2 separate regions of the Homo sapiens genome follow, and region 1 is linked to region 2. Evidence: read pairs that join two places in POLR2A ChIA-PET (ENCODE). Cell type or tissue: PC-9. All regions are shown on one strand. Links, peaks and the distances in the headings refer to the core of each region. The heading gives the core; the rest is flanking DNA.

Region 1 (12,454 bases), core at 4,145-9,144, 64 kb after region 2:
TCTGTAGTTAATATTAATTTCAGATTGTTCTGTCAATTTCTGTGGAAAATATCATTGGAATTTTTTTAGGATTGAACTGAATTTGTAGATCTCCTCAGGAAATATTTAAACAGTATTAATTCTCCAATCCCTAAACACACATATCTTGTCATTGTGTGTCTTCTATTTCTTTCATCAGTGATTCATAGTTTTCAGGGGGCAGATCTTTCACTTACTTGATTAAATTTACTCCTAGATATTTTAGTTTTTTGAAGCAATGGTAAATGAGATTATTCTATTAATCTTTTTAAGCTAATTTGTCATAAGTGTATAGAAATGCACTGATTTTGCATGTTAAGTTTCTATTTTGCAACTTTATTTGCTTTTTTGATCTAATTGTTTTTAGAGATTTTAGGATTTTCTATGTATAAGATAGTGTCTTCTGAAAACAGCAACAATTTAAATTCTTCCTTTCTGATTTGTATGACTTTCATTTCTTTCTCTTGATAATTATTCTGGATAGGACTTCTGATACTATGTTGCATAGAATTAGTGAGACAGGATATCCTTGTCTTGTTCCTGATCTTAGAGAAAAAGCTTTTCACTTTTCTTCACTGGATATCATGTTAGCTGTGGATTTGTCCTATATGGATTTCATTGTACTGAGGAGCATTCATTTTACATCTAATTTTTTGAGCATTTTTACAATGAAAAAATGTTAAATTTTGTCATATGCTTTTTTTGTCATTGTTGATATGGTCCTATGGTTTTTGTCCTTCATTCTGCTGATGTACTGTATTGCATTTGTAGATTTATGTTTATTGAAGCATCCTTGTATTCCTGAGAAAAATCTCACTTAATCATGCTGAAACACACAGGATTTTAAAAAGACATTCTCTTCCATTCATATTTTAGTCTACATGAAATGCACGTTGAAGAGATGTTTGGTTTTCCCTGTTGCCCAGCCACTCTCTTCCCCTTTCTACCATCTGATATTACCACTGAAACTCTCCCAATCTGTTAAGATAAGCAATAGGTAAGCAACTTCTCTCTTGGTAAAATGAGTTTTATTTTAAAGCAGAACTTCTGTGCATTACTGTCTTAGAGTTCCCTCTTTCATGAAGGGTAAGAGTGAGGAAGAAAGAAAGGGATAAAACAGAGAGCGCTGTCTATGTTATCTACATCTATGGTTATATCAATAGCTGTATCCATATGCATATCATATAATGTCGATTGAAGCCTCCATGACTTAGAAAATCTAAAAAGTAATAATTTACAATTTTTGAATACTCACCATGTGCTAGACACTGTTGGAAATGCCTTATAGCTGTTACCTCAGATGGTTGTTATGCCCAGAATAAATATTCCCCTTAACCTCCTCCCACTGCTCACAGATAAGAAAACAGAAGCACAAAGAGTTGTGTGGATGCTCATTGGTAACTGGTAGAGCTATGATTCGAACTCAGGCACTCTGACTCCAGAGATCACAGGTTTCACCGTCACTCTTGTCAAATACTTGTGGCCTTGATGCTATGCCATGAGACTTCTTGCAGCTGCTGCTCCTGGGAGTGAGTGGGGTTGTGGTATAGGAAGAGGGTTTGTGGTTTTCTCCTTCTGGGCTCTTCTGCTTTCTTTGTGTATGCAAATGAATGTTTTTTAAACCAAGTCATCTACATGGGAAACTCAGTTTCTAGCAAATATCACAGATGCAGTCCACTTAAAATAGATTTCAGTGTCCCAGGGAAGTGTTCTAATGAGTAATTCACACCTTACACACCTATATATTGGATAGCTACTATGTGCCAGGACCTGACATAGAACATGGCATGCATTGGTGAATAAAAGAGCAAAAGTGGTTGACCTTTTGGAGCTTATATTCTACTGGAGAAATGATAATAACCAATACACATGATAAGTAGATAAATAAAATAGTGTAGTATGAGTATATGATTTTATCATGTTGTGGAAATGTCCATATATTCCTTTTATTGATTATTTTTCTCATAAAAAGATGTTCAAATTTGTCAAATGCTTTTCTACATCAAATGAGATAATCGTGTCTTTTTCTCTTCACTGTGTAATATGATATATTACATTATCATTTGTATATTGAAACATCTTTGTATTCTAGGAATAAATTCCACTTACTCATGGTGTAGAATCCTTCTAATATGCTATTAAATTCAGTTTGTTAGTATTTGGTTGAGAATTGTTGCATCAACAAATTATAAGACCAACAGTCCACAAAATGGTGTGCAGCTGCACCTGACGGAAATTTTAATTTTGCTTTTCAGTGGAAGTTTAGGTTCCAATGGGCCCCATTTCAGATGAGCAGAGCCTTGCATGTGGGACAATCTACGGTTCATGATTGCAACAGGAGAGTATTGTTCCTAGATCTGGACTCCAGGATGGGAGAGCCCAGTAGGTAACCAGGCATTTGTTGTTTTAATGGAATATAGCACAAGGGTGAGAGGGGCATTGTTTTTGCATCAAAGGCCCTGGGGAGATGTATGGCCATCATGAATGGTCTAGAAACTCCAAAAAGCATGAAAGAAATTGCTAAAGTCTCCACAGAGAAGAGGTATTTTTGTTTCTTTGTTTATAGGCACTAACAGGGGTGCCTATTGATTTTAATTTGTAAATAAACTTTGTAAAAGAAGAATATGTTGCCACTGGCGCCTCAAAACAACTTAGAGATGCTGGATAATGTGATGTTAATATGCACATCACATGAATCTCCTTTGAAGAGGTTGTTATCAATGTTATGTCATCCTGTGCTCTTGAAGAAATGTAGATGTCATTATTGATATTTAAACAGGATCCTCACTTCAGGATAGAGAGTCTTGGCAGAACTCCAAAAGGTAACATGAAGCTGCACATAGCACAGCAAAAGAAAGCCATCAGTGTAAAAAGCCTTCTCAAGTTGTGGAGCCAATCAGAGTAGCAAATTAGTAAGCCATGAATAGTTAAAGAGCATCTCCTAGGAAATTTCCACCCCAGTTTAGAATGATCCCATTCTCATTGCCATTGGTATTGAAAATGCTAAAGTCAGGCTATTGGGTCTTTATGAATCACTCTAAGATGGTCATGAAATTTTCACTTGGAAAGGCATGTGGAATATGATTTATTTTACTCACAGGTCCTAGAGAGGGAAGTAGGGCATGCTACGTAGAAAGCCATATGAGAAGAGCTCCTAGGAAGCAGGCTCAATCAAGCAGATGGGGAAGCAAGAGAGAAAGAATTCCTCAGCAAGTGCCTTTACTGGGAGTCAGGGTAGAGGGTACAAGCAAAGAGCATGATGGGATTTACTGGTGTCTTTTTATGGGATTAGGTCACAATATGGGAGGGCAAGAAAGGGAAATTGTGCCAGGAGCCAGCCTTATCACACTGGTGCACCTGGTCACCTGGGCAGGGTACTCACAGCATGATTGTGGGATGTTGAAGCATCAGAAAAATATGAACTAAAATAAATTTACATGTAGCAGGACTTTTTTTTTTTTTTTTAGACAGAGTCTCACTCTGTCACCAGGCTGGAGTGCAGTGGCACGATCTCGGCTCACTGCAACCTCCAACTCCCTGGTTCAAGCTACATGATCTCGGCTCACTGCAACCTCTGACTCCCTGGTTCAAGCTATTCTCCTGCCTCAGCCTCCTGAGTAGCTGGGATTACAGGCATGCACCACCACGCTCAGCTAACTTTTGTATTTTTTAGTAGAGACAGGGTTTCACCATGTTGGCTATGATGGTCTTGATCTCCTGACCTCGTGATCCGCCCGCCCTGGCCTTCCAAAGTGCTGGGATTATAGGCATGAGCTACCATGCCCAGCCTGGACATTTTTATTTATACAACTTGCAGTTGCCATGTAGCATCCTTTTATTTCTACCTGAAACCACTCTTGTAGGTAAGGTTTAATGGTAGTGAACTCTCTTAGTTTTTATTCATCTGAGAATATCTTAATTTCTCCCTCATGTTTAGAGGATAGTTTTCCCAGGTATAAGATTCTTGGTTGATAGGTTTTTCCTCTTTCAGCATTTTCAGCATATCACTCCTCTGCCTTCTGGCTTCCAGTGCTTCTGATAAGAAATTGGCTGATCATCTCATTGAAGAACTCTTGTATGTGAGGAATCCATTCTCTATTGCTGCTTTCAGGATTCTTTCCCTGACTTTAGTTTTCAACAGTTGGATTATAATGTGTCTTAGTGTGGGTCTCTGAATTTTTCCTTGAGTTAAACTTGAGTTTCTTCAGAATCTTAAATTTGAGGATTCATGTATTCTATCAAGTTTCAAAAGGTTTTGGGGTATTATGTCTTCAAATAATCTGTTCCTTTCTCTCTTCCTCTTTTCTTCTTCTAGAACTCTAACAATGTTTGTGTTGATCCATTTGATAATGTCCTACAATGTCCTCGGGTTCTGCTTGTTTTTCTTTATTCCTTTTTCTTTCTATTCCCCAGTCACAATAATTTCAATTATTCCATATTCCAGTTTTCTGAATCTCTCTTCTGACTGCTCACACCAGTTGGAGAACACCTCTAGTGGATTTTTCAATTATTGTACTGTTTAACTCTTAAGTTTCTGTTTATTTTTTATAATTTCTCTTGCTGTTGTTCTTATTTTATTAATGCATCATATTCCAATGTTTCTTTAGTTTTTTTTCTGTTGTTTTCTTTAGCTGTTTGAGCATGTTTAAGACAGTGATTTAACATCTTGGTCTAGTGTCAGAAAGGGCCCAATATATGACAAGGGTCTTTGTAGGACATATGACAATGGAAGCAAGATGTGGGAGTGATGGGAAGATGTAACTGTGAGGAAAGGAATGTGGCAGCAAGGAACAGAGCCTCTAGAATACACACAGCTTTGCTGACACCTCTTATTTAAGGGGTAAAACATGGTGCTTTCGTATACATAGACATAGTGTAATGGTTATTACAGTCAAGCAAATGAACATATCCACCCTCTCACATAGTTACCGTGTGTGTGTGTGTGTGTGTGTGTGTGTGTGTGTGTGTGTGTGTAGGGCATCTAAGATAGACTCTTTGAGCAAAAATACTGAATTCAATGCAATGCTATTAACTCTAGTCCTCATATTGCACATTAGATCTCTGGACTTCTTCATCCTACCTTTCTGCAGTTTTGTATCTTTTGGCCTGCATCTCCCCATTACCTCTCCGACTTCACTCCTGGCCACCAACATGTCATCCTCTATCTTTGTATATCTGAAGATTTTTCTCCTTGATTCTGTCCAGTAACATGATTTTGGACTTCTGACCTCCAGAACTATAAGATGATACGTTTCTTTTGTTTTAAGATGCTAAGTTCTGATAATTTGTCACATCAACATTAGGAAACTAAGGTAATGTAATTATGCTATGGGTGAGAAATTCTCAGGGGCTTAAAACAATGTTGTACTTGTTAGTTAAGCTGCATGTTCAGTGTGTGTGGAGAATTCATGGTCATTCAGGCATCCAGGCTGATGGAGCAGACCTCATCAGAGCCTCGTAGGTCTCTGTGGAAGGGAGAAGTTAATCCACAGAGGCTCTTGCAGTTAAATGCACAGCCCACAAATTATACCCATCATTTCTGCTCACAACTCAGTGGCCTAAAGGAGTCACATGGCTCCACCCAATGCAATGATTCAGAAAGTCTGGCCAGGCGCGGTGGCTCACACCTGTAATCTCAGCACTTTGGGAGGCCAAGGCAGGCAGATCAACTGAGGTCGGGAGTTTGAGACCAGCCTGACCAACATGGAGAAACCCCGTCTCTATTAAAAACACAAAAGTAGCCAGGCATGGTGGCGCATGCCCGTAATCCCAGCTACTCGGGAGGCTGAGGCAGGAGAATCCCCTGAACCCAGGAGGCGGAGGTTGTGGTGAGCCGAGATCATGCCATTGCACTCCAGCCTGGGCAACAAGAGCGAAACTCCGTCTCAAAAAAAAAAAAAAAAAAAAGAAAGTGCAACATTCCATATGGCCAGAAAGTGGAGGCACAAATATTTAGCAAAGCATGACACTTCCAAGGGGGGATCAGGAGCTCCACTCAGGTTAGCAACCCCATGCTCTTCCATGAAACTGAACCTCTCTGTGTCTCAGTGTCCTCACTTATAATACAGTCTCATGTTACAGACTTGTTGTGAGGGTTAAATGAGATAATACACACAGTGTGCTGAGCTCAAGGCCTGCTCCTGGTATGCACCCAGTCATTGAAGTTCATTGATACACACTTGAGGAAACATTCAAGATCACGTAAGGATGAGTAAATGACTGCTCTGTTACTTTCTAGGAGTGGCAGGTGAGGAGCTGCAGGTGATTCAGCCTGAGGCATTTGTGTCAGTTGCAGCTGGAGAGATGGCCACTCTGAACTGCACTGTGACCTCCCTGCTCCCTGTGGGACCCATCCAGTGGTTCAGAGGAGCTTGTCCAGGCCAGAAATTAATCTATAGTCCAAAAAGATGCCACTCTCCCCGGGTAACAACTATTTCAGACCAGAGAAAGAGAAACAGCACAGACTATTCCATCCGCATCAGTAGCATCACCCTCGAAGATGCTGGCACCTACTACTGTATGAAGCTCCGGAGAGCAATTCCTGCCAACGTGGAGATTAAGTCTGGACCAGGGACTCAGATGTCTGTGCGTGGTGAGTACAGTGTAGGCCTCCTTCATCCCCCAAGGTATGACAAGAAGTCAATAATAGCACTGTCCTCTGTCAGCAACAATCAAGGGTGGCAGTGGGTGCTCACTTTCATGATCTGATGCCACCCTCTTCTACAAATCAGGTATATTGAGGCCTGGAGATGTCATGCTATTCACTCAAGTCTCCGTGACTGGTAAATGATGGGGAAGTCTGAAACCTTAGTCTGCCTGGCACCATAGCCTTTGCCTCTTCTAATCTGGCCCAGCCATGTTTCCACAGATAAGGGAGCTGATGGTTTGAGTGATTTTCCCAGGCACAAGGCTAGACCTTGCCTGCTGCGTCCACAGAGCACTTTCCCCCCAGGGTGGCTGAGTCTCTTCTTTACGTAACAAGCATTCATCGAGAACCTACTGTGTGTGAGTCTCCACCGTGGTTGCTGGGCAAATAGTTGTTAAAAAAAAAAAAAGGCACAAGCTCTGCTTTCACCAAGCTTACATTCTGTTCCCTTCTAATGAGGATAAATCCATCCAGAGCACTGAGGGAGTAAATTGGGTTTTTCTTTATATAATCTTCAGAACCATCACACTGGGAAGATTCCTGAAGGACACAGATTCACTGTTTAATCTGATGGCCGTGGTGAAAGGAGACGGCAAGAGCTTTATGGGTCTATCCAGGATGTTTGTGGGTTGTTCAGGAAACCCTTGTGTGATTCAGGGACTGCCTCACACAGTCACTAAAGGTTTCAAGCAGAGCTAGGCCATCTCAGAATGTCCCTCGCCTAAGAGAAGAGGTCCTCTATATGGGTGACTTAGGGGTCCCCCAGTTAAGGCAGCAGAATGCTTATTTTGGGTTTTCTTTCAGAGGCCCAGGTTCCTCAATTTAACTCCTGAATCCTGGAATATCAGTGCAAAAAGGACCTTCAGACCATTTAGCCCAATGCCCTTTTACAGATGGGAGACTGAAGCCAAGAAATGACAGGGGCCTTGCCCAAGGTCACAGGGCCAGTTAGGGTTGGGGCAAGAGCCCAGATCCTACTCCAGGCAGGCTTCGTTCCATCCTGGCATTAGATACTCTCTCCATAGAAGAGTCTGGTTCGTAGTAGGTGCTGAATGAAAGCTCCTTGAAAAGAACCGAGTAGGAAGCCAGTATTTCTCCTTTTCATAGTTACTCAAAGGTTTAGAACGCCTCTCTCCTTCATTCTCTGTGCTCTGTTGGTGATTGGAAAACCTCTCCCAAATGCAAGCCATATAATTTCTTATTGAGATTCCATATAAGGACATAGAGACCTGCTCCATTGTTTACCAGCTGCAGAATATGTCAATTTATGGAAATATCAAATGTTATTTTGCAGACTTCTGTTGATGGATATGTAAGTGGTTCCCAACCTTGAGCTTTTGAAACAATTCTGCTGTGGGTGAACCTGCACATATGTTATCCTACTCTGGTGGCAGATGCCTGCCAGAAGTTGCATTGTTAGGTCAGAGAGTGTATGTGTTTTAATTTAAATGGATGTTGCCTAATTTCCCTCCTAGATGAAACAGCAATCAAGGCTCCCCAGAACCCTTGAACATAGGTAGGAATGTGGCTTTATCCTAATTTGCAAATATTACAGACAAAGACACTAAAATTCCCAGGTGGTGCATCTCATACCTGGAACAATGACAGCTAGCAAGTGACTCAGGTTTAACTGAGATCTGCTAACTCCTAGTAGGGTTCTCACTCCTCTTTGCCATGCTATTGGCCTAAGTGACCACTTGGATGAAAGAAGAGGGAGGTGGGAGGGGGCCAAGGAGCAGCGGTTGTGTCAGAGACTGTACCGTCATCCTGGCATTTTCTCCTTTTAACCAGTGCTACGAAGTCGGAGCCATTTGCTGTCCCTTTTACAGATGAAGACATTGAGGCTCAGAGAGGGAACCTGAGTGGTGAACAGGTCAGGGATCCAAGGTTTGAATCCCACAAGCCTGATTGATAGCCCCTGTCTCTGCAACACCCAGCGCACTTGTTAAACTATAGAGAATCCCTCCAAACTTCTCATTCTGAACTCTTGCTTTGGAGAACTGAACAGCCCAGGTAGCCTCAGATGGGGTAAGTGGAGGCCCCTGGGATGGCCTCCCAGGTGGCCCCTCTAATGGATCCTCCTGTCTCCTGATTTCCAGTCCGGGTGCCAGCTCCTACTGCCTCACTCCTCCTAGGTCTCCTCCTGGGCTCCAAGGTGCTGCTGCTGGTTGATGTCTCTGCTGCCTATGTCCACCGGAAGCAGAAGGCCTGACTGTAAGTGTAGAGGAGGGAGGGTGGGCCAAGGGCTGCTCCAGAAGGTCAGGCCAGCAGGAGCACCCAGCCCGCATGCCACACAGCCTCAGGGTCAGTGGAGTTTGGAGAAGGTGATGGGGCTTCCTCAGCACCCTCAGAAGTCTCAGGGAACCCTCTAGGAGAATCCCAACCCCAGGAAGTGTGTGGGTGCTGCAGGAGGTGGGCTACCATAAGGGTGTTCAAAGGTGTCCACAGCACCCTAGGGGCCCATAGGGGAGGTGGGGAGAGGGGGCTGAATGAGGGCCAACTCTGTAGGTGGTCCCTTGCAGGCCATCTCTCAATTATTTGATGCTGTACTCCGTGGCATCTAAGGAATCCCCACTGTAGAGTACTGTTGAGACGCCTCAAGTGGGCTGCTCTTAGTGCTCTCAGGCTCTCAGCGCCTGAGTGGGAGGGATGAGGGAAAGGGCATCAGGACTTGGGAGGAGGGCTGAGCAGGTGAAATTCTATCTCAGGGCTCCCTGTCCACCCATAATAGGCATCCCAAGAGGAAGACCAGCACTGAGGACATAGCAGAGTCTCAGGAATCATTTCTTGAAGGATGAGCAGATGACTAAATGTGGATGTGTTTCCCACAGCTCCTTTCCTCCTCCCCTGCCATGTGGGACCCTCAGTCTGTGCTGCCTCCTTCCTTCCTTGAAGGGCTCAGCTGGAGAGAAGGAGCTGGCGAGAAGCTTCCCCAGACTCAGCTCCAAATGCCTGTCCTCCCAGGACATCTTCCTGCCCACAGGCTCCTGTTGCTCCTTTGCAGAGTCCTTGATGCTCCATAGCAGGGTCTTCATTCATGGTCCTGAGCAGAGGCCATGGGATGGGGCTCTGGGGAGTGACTCACGACACCTCCCTAGGATGTGGGAAACACGCCAAATCTAAACACATTAGGACTCCTTGCATCCATCGCCTTGGGACTGGCCATAAACCACAGACTCTCTCTAGCCCCTCAAGAGTTATTCTGCCATCTGGATTCCTGCCTACTCCAACTTCCCAGCCTTGTTGAGGTTCACTATTGCCTCCTGAATACAAATGAACCCCCATCCCAATTTTAAGAAAAAATGATTCTCCTTCCTCTTTGTCTCACACCAAGAAAGAAAGAAGCTCTCCCTGCTTTCTCTGTGATGGGACACTAGTTCTGCTAGCATCCTGCAGCCTTCCCAGCCCTGCTGCTCGTGGCAGAAATGCTGCCACAGTCCAACATCCTGGAGTCCTCCTTGATTTCTCACTCTCTTTTTTTTATACTCTGCATTCAATTCTGCCTTTGAAATGCTTATGTCCACTTATATGAGACAGTAAATGTTTAACAATGGACTTTCTGAAAGGGAAAAACAAAAAGCTGATTTGTAGTGCTTGCCAATCTCTGTAGTATGAAAATTCCCAACATAGACAGTTTCAAGCCATCAACAGTTAAACAACCAGATTGCAAAATTCCTAAAATTTAACAATTGGCTCTCAGCTGCTCCAGCACAGCACTGAGTTACATGCCTAATTCATGCATTTCTCACCTCCACCACCCTTCCCTGTCGCAGCCAGCATCATCTCTTCTGGTAGCATTCCAATTGCCTCTACTGGCTTTCAGTTTTCAGCCACAGTGATTCTTTGGAAAAGTCTAGTTGTATACTCCTCTGCTTCTTCTCCAACACAGCTACATGGTTCCCTTCATCCCTCCTTCAACTCTTTCTGCCTAATGTCTACTAATGTAAACCACCCTGTATAAAATATCAATTTCCCTCCCTACCCTGATACTCTAATTTATCTTAACATGATGAATTTTTCCTTAGCACATATTACCATCTGTATTATTCTGAATACAGGCAGTTCTCACTTTTCATGGCAATGCAGGATTGTAAAAATGACCGTGCAACCTGAAACCTGGGAAAGCAATCTCCATATCCAATTGGAAAAACAATGATCATTCTGTGACTTTTACAATTTTTTGTCAAAATATTAGAAACAAAGTTACAAACGTAGGAGGCAATAAAAATGTAATGAAATAAACATTTATTAGTGCACTGTAATTCAAAGCATTAGAAACATTGAGAGTTCAAGTGTTTTATTGATTTGTAAAAATGTATCAAGAGTAGTTGGATCAGTGCTTGCCACCTTCTTGTGCATTTCTGATATGGAGCAAGCATTGTTTCTACCTTGGTGTTTCATCATCTTCCTAATTTTGAATTTGTTTCCAACATCTTATCCTTTGCAATTTGTTTGTTTGTTTGTTTTTTAAATTATACTTTAAGTTCTAGGATACATGTGCAGAATGTGCAGGTTTGTTACATAGGCATACATGTGCCATGGTGGTTTGCTGCACCCATCAACCCATCATCTACATTATGTATTTCTCCTAATGCTATTCCTCCCCTTGCCCCCCCACCCCCCAACAGGCCCCGGTGTGTAATGATCCCCTCCCTGCATACATGTGTTCTCATTGTTCAACTCCCACTTATAAATGAGAACATGCGGTGTTTGGTTCTCTGTTCCTGTGTTAGTTTGCTGAGAATGATGGTTTCCAGCATCACTCATGTCCGTGCAAAGGACATGAACTCATTCTTTCTTATGGCTGCATAGTATTTGATTGTGTATATGTGCCACATTTTCTTTATCCAGTCTATCATTGATGGGCATTTGGGTTGGTTCCAAGTCTTTGTTATTGTGAATAGTGCTGCAATAAACATACGTGTATGTGTCTTTATAGTAGCATGATTTATAATCCTTTGGGTATATACCCAGTAATGGGATTGCTGGGTCAAATGGTATTTCTAGTTCTAGATCCCTGAGGAATCACCACACTATCTTCCACAATGGTTGAACTAATTTACATTCCCACCAACAGTGTAAAAGCATTTCTATTTCTCCACATGCTCTCCAGCATCTGTTGTTTCCTGACTTTTTAATGATCGCCATTCTAACTAGCGTGAGATGGTATCTCATTGTGGTTTTCATTTGCATTTCTCTAATGACCAGTGATGATGAGCTTTTTTTCATATGTTTGTTGGCTGCATAAATGTCTTCTTTTGAGAAGCGTCTGTTCATATCCTTTCCCACTTTTGGTGGGGTTGTTTGTTTGTTTCTTGTAAATTTGTTTAAGTTCCTTATAGATTCTGGATATCAGCCCTTTGTCACATGGATAGATTGCAAAAATTTTCTCCAATTCTGTAGGTTACCTGTTCACTCTGATGATAGTTTCTTTTGCTGTGCAGAAGTTCTTTAGTTTAATTAGATTCCATTTGTCAATTTTGGCTTTTGTTGCAATTGCTTTGGTGTTTTAGTTATGACGTCTTTGCCCATGACTATGTCCTGAATGGTATTGCCTAGGTTTTCTTCTAGGGTTTTTATGGTTTTAGATCTTACATTTAAGTCTTTAATCCATCCTGAGTTAATTTTTGTATAAGGTGTAAGGAAGGGGTCCAGGTTCAGTTTTTTGTATATAGCTAACCAGTTTTCACAACACCATTTATTAAATAGGGAATCCTTTCCCCATTGCTTGTTTTTGTTAGGTTTGTCAAAGATCAGATGGTGTACATGTGTGGTGTTATTTCTGAGGTA
Region 2 (12,454 bases), core at 4,893-9,892:
GCCCATTGGGAGCACAGGTAAGTTCACTTCTTCTTCTGTGAGCACCTGGGGTCACTTCTGTATCCTGAGTGGATTTCAGAAGGTACTGGGAGGAGGGGGAGCTTGATAATCAATGAGGTCTTATCCCACTCGAGAGTCTGTGATTCCTTAAATAACCAGAATGGTTTCTGGCCAGTGGATGCCTTTAAATCTGGCCATCCTGAAAGGTTCTTTAATTTCTGTGGAAAGAGTGATCTCCTGGCTCAAGCTCCTTCAAAATTCCCAAGAGAGAGTTCAGCTTAGTGCACTCACTACTGGTGCTTCTCAGATGGTTGTCAGCAAGGCTGTCTTGTTTAAAATATTTGTTTCGGTTATATGGAGGCGAGCTTGAGTGCACATAAAACCTGCTTGCATGATGTCTGCTCCAATGATAGAACAGCCTCTTCCACTTGATTCTTGCACAGGCACTTCACCCCTGTGTGCTTCAGTCTGTTCATCTGTAGATAGTGTCTAATAAATGTTCCTAATTCATTGTCTTTATGAAGATTAAATGAATTAATACATGTAAACTTTACGTATGGTCTATAATAAATGTCAGCTATTGATACCTATTATTTGAATTCAGGTAAGATTATTTTAAAATTTAGTTTCCAGTAGTTACAACTTTGGAAACTTAGGCAACTGAGTCCATTACCTTCCCATAACCTCAGTTTACTCATCTAGAAAATGGTCCTAATGATACCAAACTCTTAAGATGGTAGCAAAGTTATATTAAATGACCACAGGCCTTCGGGACATGGAGCTGATTATATTATACTTAGGTTTGTGCCTCTAAAGCCTTGCACAGTGGCTGCTATGTGTCAGATATTCAAATCAGCATTTGAGCCAAATTCAAGGTGAGGCTTACAGGTCAAGGTCAACTCTTATTTCCAAGAGAGGACTAAATGTGGAGAGAAGACATGGGTTTGGAATCAGAATCAGGTGCAACCTGCAAGCTCTAGAACTTCTTGACTACATGACCTCAGAGAGGGCTTTTAAACTCACAGAGCCTCCACGTGACGGCTCCTTCTATCCTTTGGCATTGAGGCCCAGAGATGCCTGCCCTTGTCTTTGTGGTTTTCCTCCTGGGCCTCAGGGTGCTGCTGGTGATGAGTTTCACAGTGACCTACATCTGCAGGAGGTGGAACCTGTGACAGGTGAACATAGGATAGGCTTTAGTCTTCGGTACTGGGTGACAGGCTGGCAAGAGGCCTACAGGGCAAGCCCAACAAAGTCACTGGGGCCCTCAAGAGTGATCCAGCCTCAAGGGAAGGTTGGGAACACTCTTTATTTTCTCCAAATGTTTTTTGCGATTCCTAGAGTCTTTCAGATCCGTGCATTGTGTAGTGCCCTGGAGGTGGAAAGGTTTCAAATTCCATTCTTTGGGACCCTGGAGATGGGAGGAGGGGGTCCAAGGTGTGGTAGTGGTATGAATGTTGAGACCCAAACTCCAGAGTCCCCCAATACACTGTTACATGTTTCAGTTTTCATATGATATATTTTGGGGATGCATAAGGAAAGTATTGCTAAAATCAATGAATAGAACCTATTCAAGGGACTTGGAGGTTCTGACTAGTGGCAAAGATGAATGTGGGTATGGGAGAGAGTTTAGAACCCAGAAAGTGGCATTGGGGTGTAATGAGTAGGGGCTTTATTTCTGATCTGTGCCACGAATCCAGACTAAGCAGAATACCTGCCATATAGTAGGTGCTCAATAAATATTTGTGAAATTAATACATGAATAAACAAACACATGAATGAATGATTTTTTTTTCTCTACAGCCCCTGCATGCCCTGTGATACATTACCTCCAGCCCTCTCCAAGGGGTTCAAGTGGGGAGAGGCTGCAAGGACTTATAGGTCACTAAAGACCCCTTTATTCCGTCCCTGCCACCCCCATCGCGGACACGCTCCCTTCCGCACACCCTCCTGGTGTTCCTTCCCTCAGAGCTTTGGAGCTGAGTCAGGGACGAGTTTTCTTCATGAGGACTCCAGGGATGTCTTGACCCTGATGTACTGAGCTTCAGATTGGCCCTGCTTCCAACCAAGAGAATTAAACTGCTCAAGAAAAGAAGTTTCCATTCTGCCCCTGGTCATGAACAATCCTTAATTTTCAGAGCAGTTTTTACTTTTGTGCGGGGCTTTTGAAAATATGATTTCATTTTAACACACATATATTTTGAAATCACTGGGAAGTTGCATAAGCATTTTTCTCTTCTGAAATGTACAGAAAAAATACAAACAATACCCATGGACCTAACATCCTATCTTTTAAAAACAGTAACATTTGCCATTATGATCTTCAGTTCTTTAAAAACAAAAAACAAAAAACAAAACACTGTTCTGAATTTATCATTCTCAAGCATGGTTTTATAACTTTATAACATATGTATGAATCCTTAAGCAATGTATAGTATTACTTTTCATATTTTAACATTATATAGATGCTTTGACACTGTACACAGCAATCTGGAACTTTATTTTTTATGCTTAACACAGTTTGTGAGGTTTATTTCTGTTGATATATGGAGCTACATTTTATTAATTTTCCACTGTTCTGTGGTCTTCTATTGTAAGAATATGCCACAATTTATCAATTCTTCTCAAGACAGATTTTGAAGCTTCATTCAGTGTTTTGCTAGTACAACTTTGCAACAAACATTCTTTTATTTGTTTCCCTGGGCATGTGTGGGAGAGTCTGCCTTGTTCCTCTAGCTTGGTGCACAAAGCTGCAGTATTGGTATGATTTGGGAGCTTTTGTTACACAAAAAAAATTTCCAATTGTTGCTTAAGTTTTACTCTTTCCATTTATCCCTTTCATCTCGCTATATATATATATATATATATATATATATATATATATATACACACACACATATATATACACATATATATATACACATATATATACACATATATATATACACATATATATACACATATATGTATACACATATATATACACATATATGTATACACATATATATACACATATATGTATACACATATATATACACATATATATACACATATATATACACATATATATACACATATATATACACATATTATATACACATATATATACACATATATACACATATATATACACATATATATATACACATATATATATACACATATATATATATACACATATATATATAATATTTTTGAATGTTTATTGCATTTTTTAAATAGATACCTTTTAGGAAGTTAAAGAGTTAAGGAGTTTTCCTTTCTTCTATTCCGATATTAATGTATTTTAAAATCAAACAAAAGCAAAAGAAATCATCACCAGCAGACTTGAATTATAAGAAATACTAGTGGACACCCTTCAGGCACAAAGAAAATGACACCAGATGTAAATCTGGATCCATACACAAGAATGAAGAACAGAAAAAGTAAATAGATGCATAAATTTAAAAGACATTTAAACAAAATCTATAGATGATAAGTGAATGTTTAAAGCTAAAAATAATAACGCAGTGTGGATATTATGATAATAACGCATTAATATCATATAATACCTGATACAATGGCACAAAGGCTGGGAGAGGGAATTGGATGTACACAGCCAGAGTATTCCTATATTATACATACAGTGGTATAAATATTGGGGCTTCTTTTTCAGGATCACTGTATATTTTTATATTTTTTCATGTTGTCTTTTATGTCATTTACAAACAGCTTTGTTTTTAATATAAACCTTGTGCACTTTTATTAAATTTATCTTTTTAAGACTTAAATGTAAGATCTGGAACTATAAAAAGAAGAAAACTTGGGAAAAGCTCTTCTGGACACTGGCTGAGACAGAGACGGAGTCTCACTCCATCGCCCAGGCTGGGGTGCAGTGGCACGATCTAGGTTCACTGCAACCTCCGCCTCCCAGGTTCTAGTAATTCTCCTGCCTCAGCCTCCCAAAGAGCTGGGATTACAGGCGCACACCATCACATCTTGTTATATTTTTCTGCTGGTGTGTGTGCACACGTGTGTGTATGCATTATAGATGGTAGGAATCTTATTTTTTTATAGATGATAGGAATCTTATCTTTTCTCTGGAAGGATTAATTATCCAGCACCCCCTGATATCCACTGCCAGCTTTGCTATATAGCGAGTGTCTATAGATCTGTGGTTCCTTCGATGAGCTCTGTGTTCCACTGATCTACTTGTCTAGCTCTCTGTCAATACAGGCAAATTAAATTGTGCTTCACTTTATTGCACTTCACAGACACTGCGTTTTTCACAAATTGACGGTTTGTGGCAACCCTGCATTGAGCAAGTCTATTGGTGCCATGTTTCCAACAGCATGTGCCCACTCCGTGTCTCTGTCACATTTTGGTAATTCTTGCAATATTTCAAATTTTAATAATTATTATATCTGATCTGAGGATCTGTGATTAGTGTAATGGTCTTGTGGCTCCGCGAACCGTGTCCTTATGAAACAGCACACTTGATGGAAAATGTCTTGTGTGTTCTGACTGCTCCACCTACTGGCCGTTCCCCCGTCTTGCTCCCTCTCCTCAGGCCTCCCTACTTAGCCTGAGGCACAGGGAGAGGCATTGGCCTGAAATTAGGCCAATTAATAACCCTGCAACGGCCTCTAAGTGCTCAAGTGAAAGCGAGAGTTGCAAATCGCTCACTTTAAATCAAATCTAGAAATGATGAAGCTTAGTAAAAAAAGGCTTGCCCAAAGCTGAGACAGGCTGAAAGCTAGGCTTCTTGCACCAGACACTCAGCCAGCTGTGAATGCCAAGGAAAAGTTTTTGAAGGAGATTAAAAATACTACTCCAGTGAGCACATGACTGATAAGAAAGCAACACAGTCTTATTGCTGATAAGGAGAAAATTTTAGTGGTCTCGAGAGATGATCAAACTAGCCACAACATTCCCCTGCAATATCTCCGAGGTATGCTTGTGCCTGGCCTAGCATAGCTCCACAGTAAGTTTTGATATCTTTTGGGCAAGTCATCTCACCTTTTCTTATCCAAAATTGTTGTGACTATTCTTGGCTTAAATGCATTTTAGACTCACTTTATCAACTTTCATGAAAAATCCTTTTAGATTTATTAATTGATTCCATGGAATTCATATATTATTTTGGAGACATTTACATTTTTCCAGTATTGAGACTTCCCATTTATGGGCATGGTATACCTCTATTTATTTAGGTTTTCTTTTATGAAGTTCAGTTTACAATTTTACAGTTTTTTTCTCTATAATGGTCTTTTGCATCGTTAGTTAGAGACGCCTTTAATATATTCTAGTTTATGGAATCTTTAAAATTTATTATTACTTTTTTCAGTGGTTGTTGACTACTGAATAGGATTGCAATTGAGTTTTGAACATCAATCTTAGAGCTGGAAAGCTTATGAAATTCTCTTACTAGTGCTAATAGTATGGATATTCTTTTTATATATAACTTTTTTTTTTTTTTTTTTTTTTTTTTTTTTTTTTAAGATGGAGTCTCACTTTGTTGCCCAGGCTGGAGTGCAGTGGTGTGATCTTGGCTCACTGCAACCTCTGCCTCCCAGGCTCAAGCGATTCTCCTGTCTCAGCCTCCCAAGTAGTTGGGATTACAGGCGCATGCCACCATGCCAGGAGACAGGGTTCCACTGTGTTGACCAGGCTGGTCTCAAACTCCTGACCTCTAGTGATCCACCATCCTCACCTCCCAAAGTGCTGGGATTACAGGTGTAAGCCACCCCACCTGGCCTTTGTGTGTAACTCCTATAACATTCGTGTAATGATCTAAATTAGTGTTTATCTTTCTCAAAGTTACATGTACACACTAAGAGTCAAATAAATAGTTATATAAGTTTTACATATAAAAATTGGAGTCTCCCTAACATCCAACCATATTCTATCTCCCAGAAGCAACTATTCTCAATTTTTAATAGATTATCTTAGACTTTTACTGCCATATCTCATATAACATGTTCATATTGCCACTTCTTCATTTTTCAGTATTAGGCGTTACTTTTGACTTCCCACAATTACAGATGGTAATATAATGCTCCACCATTGCTGACTTAATGCCACACGTGAACACTTTCTATTCCCCATCAACTGAATATGATTATATCATAATTTGGGATAATTTAAGAGTCGATGTCTATATTGTAATAAGTGTTTGAATATTCTTACTTTCTTTTTTTTTTTTTTTTTTTGAGATGGGGTCTCACTCTGTCGCCCAGGCTAGCGTGCAATGGTGCAATTTTGGCTCACTGCAATCTCTGCCCCCTGGGTTCAAGCAATTCTCCTGCCTCAGCCTCCCTAGTAGCTGGAATTACAGGTGTGCACCACCACGGCTGGCTAATTTTTGTATTTTTAGTAGAGACAGAGTTTCACCATGTTGGCCAGGCTGGTCTCGAACTCCTGACCTCAATTGATCCACCCACCTCAGCCTCCCAAAGTGCTGGGATTACAGACATGAACCTCCCCACCCGGCTGAACATTATTTCCAGCTGGGTCTGGTAATATTCCTAGCTTTTGCTTATGTTCAGTCTCTCCTGTGTATGTTTGTGTAATCACCACTATAGTCAAAATACAGACAATTCCATAACCATAAAGGTCTCCCTGGTGCTACCTCATTATAGTGACACCCACCCTCACCATACTAAGTCTCTGGCAAATGCTAACCTCTTCTATATCTCTGTAATTTTGACAATGTTATATAAATGGGATCATACAGTATGTAACATTTTGAGTTTGATTTTTCACTCAACATAATGCCTTTGAGATCCTTACAAGTTGTTGCATATATAAATAATTTATTTTTTTATTGCTGAGTGTTATTTTATTGTATGGATGCATACTGTTTGTTTAGCCATTCACTTGTAAGACAAGTTTGTCTTACACTGGTTGTTTCCAGTGTTTTGCTGTTACAAATAAATCTGCTACAAACATTTGTGCACGGTTTTTTGTGTGTACATAAGTTTTCATTTTTCTGGGACAAATGCATGGGAGGGCAATTGCTGGTTCATGTAGTATAGTGAGTGTATGCTTAGTTCTTTTTAAGAAGTTGACAACCAGTTTTATAGAGTGGGTGTATTATTTTACATTCCCATTTTCAATGTATTAGATATTCAGTTTCCCCGCATCCTAGCCAGCATTTGATATTGTCACTATGTTTTACTATAACTGTTCTATTAGGTACATAGTAATAATATCTCATTATGATCTTAATTTGCATTTTCCTGATGGTTAGCGATGTAAGCATCTTTTATGTGTTTATTTTCTATCTATATATCCTTGTTGATAAAATGTCTCTTTATGTCTTTCACCCATTGTGATATTGTGAAATATATATTTGGTCTTCAACCCTGTTTCCTGCCAAACAACCCCTAAAATCCTTAGACTCTCCAAAGAGATGTCTTTTTGTGTCTTAATGAATTGACTGATGGCTGGGAGCACCTCCGTAGCTTCAGGATGGCGACTGGTCACCTGAAGAGTAAGTCGATTAAACGATTTAATCAATTATGCCTACATAATGAAGCTTCTGTAAAAACCCAAAAGGACTGGGTTCAGAGAGCTTCTGGACAGCTGAACACATACAAGTTCCTGAAAAGTGCTGCACCTGCGGACGTCATGGAAGCTCCGTGTCCCTTCCCCATTCCTCTCCCTATGCATCTCTTCATCTATATCCTTTATAATAAACTGGCAAACTTAAGTGTTTCCCTGAGTTCTGTGGGCCGCTCTAGCAAATTAATTAAACACAAGGAAGAGGTCGTGAGATCTCTGATTCATAGCCAGTGAGTCAGAAGCACATTCCTTGCAATTGGCATTGGAAGTGGGGAGAAGTTCCATGGGACTGAGTGCTCATCCCCGTGGTGTCTGACGTTACCTCCAGATAGATAGCATCAGATTAGAATTGGATTGAGGACACCCAGCTGGTGTCTGCTGCAGAATTGATTGCTTGCTTGTTGGTGGAGAAGAAATCTCCCACATTTGGTCACAGAAGTCTTCTGTGTTGATTGTTGCTATATGAGTGCAGAGGAAAAACAGTTTGAGTTTTCCCACCTTTACCCACTTGTAATGGAAGTTTTTGTCTTGTTTTGTTGTTTTTAACTGTTGAGTTTTGAGAGAGATATCCTAGATTTGAACCCTTTGTCAGATGGGTGGTTTGCAAATATTTTCACCCGGTCAGTAGCTTTGTTTTCATCCTTAACATGGTATTTTGGAGAGCGAAAGTTTTAAATTTTGATGAAATCCAACTTATCAATTTTTAAAATTGATCATGCTTTTGATGTCAGGTCTAAGAATCTGCCATCGAGCCTTAGATCCTGAAGATTTTCTCCTAAACATTTTATAGTTTTATGTTTTATCTTTGAACCTACGATCTATTTTGAGATAATTTTTGTATAATGTATGGTATGAGGTTTCGGTTGAGGTTCATTTTTTGTTTATGGATATCCAGCACCTTTTGTTGAAAAGACTGTTTCACTTGTGGAATCAATCCTTCCTCCATTGAATTGCTTTTGCTACTTTGAAAAATCAAGTGTCTGTACTTGTACGGGGCTGTTTCCAGGTTTTCTATTTTGTACCATCGATCTATGTGTCTGTTCCTCTGCCAATATCACAAAGTTTTGATTACTACATCTTTATCATGTCTTAAAATCAGGTATATTGATTCCTTCCACTTTATTCTGTTTTGACTCTTTCAGTTCTCTTTTTTTCCCTTTGTTCATATAAATTTAAAAATAGTCATATATATTTACAAAAATATGTCTAGAATTCTGACAGAAATTGTGTTAAACCTATATATCAGTTTGGATAGAATTGACATTTTTATTATGCTGAGGCTCACAGTCCATGGATATAGCATGTCTCCCTGTGATGGTTAACTTTAGGTGTCAACTTGAGTGGGTTAAGGGATAGCCAGATAGCTGGCAAAACATTATTTCTGGGTGTGTCTCTGAGGGTATTTCTGGAAGAGATTAGTGTCTGAATCAGTGGACTGAGTAAGGAAGATCTGCCCTCATCTAATGAAGATGGGCACCATTCAATCAGTTAAGAGCCTGGATAGAACAAAAAGGCAGAGGAAAGATGAATTCACTCTTTCTTCAGGAGCTGGGACACCAATCTTCTCCTGCCCTTGGATATCAGAACTCCAGGTTATCTGGCCACTGGACTCCAAGACTTACACCAGTGCTATGAGATTACCCAGTCCCAATCTCTACCTCTGTAGAGTCTGAGGCCTTCAGCCTCTGACTGACAGATACGCCAACATCTCCCCTGGTTCTCAGGCCTTCAAATGCAGAACGAGCCACTCCACCAGCTTCTCTGGTTCTCCAGCTTGCAGACAGCATATCGCGGGACTTCTCGGCCTCCATGATCACGTGAGTCAATTCCCATAGTAAATCCCATCTCATCCATCTATTGATATATGTATCCTATTGGTTCTGTTTGTCTGGAGAATGCTGACTAACACATTCCTCTTTATTTGAATCTTCTTTGATTTCTTTCATCAGTGTTTGCAGTTTTCAGCATACAAGTCTTATATATGTTTTGTTAAATTTATAGCTATTTCATTTTTGAGCAAATTAAATGGTATTATATTTTAAATTTTGGTTTTCATGGGTTTATTGCTAGTATATAGAATTAAAGGTAACTTGGCCAGGCATGGTGACTTACGCCTGTAATCCAAGCATGTTGGGAGGCCGAGGCAGGTGGATCACCTGAGGTCAGGAGATTGAGACCAGCCTGGCCAACATGGTGAAATCCTGTCTCTGCTAAAAATACAAAAATTGGCTGGGCATGGTGGCGGACACCTGTAGTCCCAGCTACTTGGGAGGCTGAGGCTGGAGAATCACTTGAACTCTGGAGTCGGAGGTTGTGGTGAGCCAAGATCATGCCACTGCACTCCAGCCTGGGCGACAGAGTGAAACTATGTCTAAAAAAAAAGAATTAAAGTTAACTTTTTGCATGTTGATCACGTAGTCTGTCACCATTCTGAACTCACTTATCAGTTCTAAGAGTCTCTTCTGTAGATTCTGTAGAATTTCCTACAAAGGCTATTATGTCATCTACAAATAGAGATAGTTTTATTTCTTTCTTTCTGATATGTATGCCTTTTATTTCCTTTTCTAGCCTTATTGCCCTGGCTAGGACTTCCAGTACTATACTCAATAAAAGTGGTGAGAGAGGAAGAAACACTGTGACTGAGAAGTCATGGTGAGGCCAGGGCCTGTCACCACCACTGCTGCCACCGAACAACAGAGAAAGCTCCAGGAGTACCTAGAAGTCGAAAGGAACTTCAAGTGCCAAACACTGAGCTTTATCTAAAAGCCAAAAATAATTGCCCAAATCTATCCAAGAGAATGTTATCAATCATGCTGTTTTGCCTGTTAAAGCATAAGGCCCATCAGCATTAAACTCCAGGCCAGACAAGCCAATATTACAAGGTCCCAGAAGCCAAAGTTGAAGCCACTAAAACTGGGCAAAAGGCTGAATATGTTCCTTCTAACCAAACTGTAAGCCTCCAGCAGTAGCTTACAGCAGCACAAAGCTGGATCATTCACCATGGAAAAGCTGTCAAGAAAACCCATGGGGTCACTTAATGCACAGGATTTGAAGACTACAAAGCAGCAGTTAACATATCAAGGAATGTTAAGTGTACAGACTCCATAGGAAATGCCCGCATTGAAAATTAATCTTTGGTTAGCTTTCTAAAAGAGATTAATGAAGAGAATTTGCCTCAAACCTTGTCAGACCCTGAGAGGAAGCCAGACTCTCAATTATGTACTATAAAGAAGTTAAAGAATAACTCTCATAATTGAACCAAGAGCAATTTGGTTCCTCAACAAGCCTTGGGCAGATATTCAGTGACTAGTGCTGCCCTGAAAGACAGAGTTCATAAACAATTTGTTGGAGAAACACAAGTCAAGCTTCTATCAGTAAAGTCATAGCAACTCTCTCAAGAAGATCTTCCAAGACTGGGAGAAAAGCCCCCAAGACAGTTCCCTCTCTCTTTGTTCAGACCCTTAGTAGGACTCAAGCATCAAAAATAAAAAATTAATGGTGGAGGGTACAAAGGTTAATAGGGTTAATTATTAAAGAGCATGTATAAGTTAGTGAATAGGAAGTAAAACATACCAAAACCAGGACATACTCCAGTTTGTTTCAGGGAGGATATAGTAACAGACATTTAAACATTAAGCAAGATCAGCAGTCCATTCAACCTTGTTTTGGGCCTTGGTCGTGTGCACTGCAAAAATCAAAAGCTATAAGCCAGAGGCTAGTTTGACAGTTGGCAGCTTAAATTCAGTCATTCCCAGCACCCACGGCGTAAGAGCAAATGGAACTAATGGGGACAAATGCCACAACAGCTTACAACATAGAGCACAGGCATTGGTCTCCAAGCTGAAAAAGGCTCTTCTGTTTTCTAAACAAGAGAGCTCCCAAAACTCAAGCTGGTAACACAATCATGAAGGAAAAGGAGTGTCAAAAGGGACCCAAATGAATCCAAATACCGAAAAGAAGACAATAGCAGAGGATCAAAGGAAACAACTGGAAGAATGACAGAAATCTAAGGGGAAAATCTATAAGTGGCCTCCTATGACACGTAAAACAGAAAGAAAAATAATAGAGAAAATAAATATTCTGGAAGACCGTTGAAAAAAAAGAGGAAGAAAAGAAAGCACAGCTTCAACTGCTCCATAAAACTAACAACACTCTGACAGAATGTCTGCAGCTCATTGAAAGGGGTGTGGTTTTTAAGGAAATATTTGCCATATTGTCTAGTATTCCTGAGGCTGAAGAACTGCTAAATTCTGGTTCTACAAAGCAAAGTTGTTAGCCAAGAAAGGCACCTATGATGCTACTGGGCTATATGAAAAGGCCATTAAAAATGAGGCAATACCAACACAAGTGTTACAGGAAGTTGTTCTTAACATTTTGCAAGACCCAAACAAAACCATGGAAGGAATCACCTCTGACTTTTTAGTTGCTAAAACTGACATGACATCAGCAGAAGAGCTGGCCAAGAGGATGGAATCTGGAAAGTCTTGTTCTTCTCAAAAAAAAAAAACCAAACAAACAAACAAAAAGGAACAGGTACAGCAACACCCCAAATAATGAAGGCATAACAGGATAATCATCCTGATATCAAATTGCAGATCGCTCCAGCCCTGGAATAAATGGAGTGGCAGAATTGCAAGACGTGAAACTTATCACTCCTGTACGGGGTTCAGTGGAGATCAAACAAGCAGTATCCCACTACCTGGAAAGGCTGCAGGAATGCAATTTAGTAGTGACTTCTCTTGACAAGCTATTAGGTGTGAAAGAAACACAGCATTTTATATTTTATAAAAATGAGATTTTGCCTGTAACGTTAGGATTTCAAATCCTTGAATCATAAGTTTTTTAAAAAAGGTGTTTTAGAGGGCTGGGCATGGTGACTTACACCTGTAATCCCAGCACTTTGGGAGGCCGA

The links. ChIA-PET counts read pairs that join two places held together with the same protein. Peaks named below come from ENCODE experiments on the same cell type or tissue, not always from the same donor. Only the 100,000 strongest peaks of a DNase experiment are listed, where the experiment ranks them.
Region 1: POLR2A ChIA-PET joins it to region 2 with 7 read pairs; 2 of 35 experiments call an interaction of 5 or more read pairs at or near these places.

Annotation. Positions count from the first base shown.
Region 1 is chr20:1,691,582-1,704,035 of GRCh38, reverse strand. It overlaps the pseudogene SIRPB3P. Among named protein-coding and RNA genes, the nearest start is that of SIRPG, 40 kb to the right of the region's middle. In PC-9, for the core only: no CTCF peak of the experiment used is centred there; no DNase peak of the experiment used is centred there.
Region 2 is chr20:1,756,678-1,769,131 of GRCh38, reverse strand. It overlaps the pseudogene CKAP2LP1. Among named protein-coding and RNA genes, the nearest start is that of SIRPG, 110 kb to the right of the region's middle. In PC-9, for the core only: no CTCF peak of the experiment used is centred there; a DNase peak (open chromatin) is centred at 7,781; H3K27ac peaks cover 3,026 bases.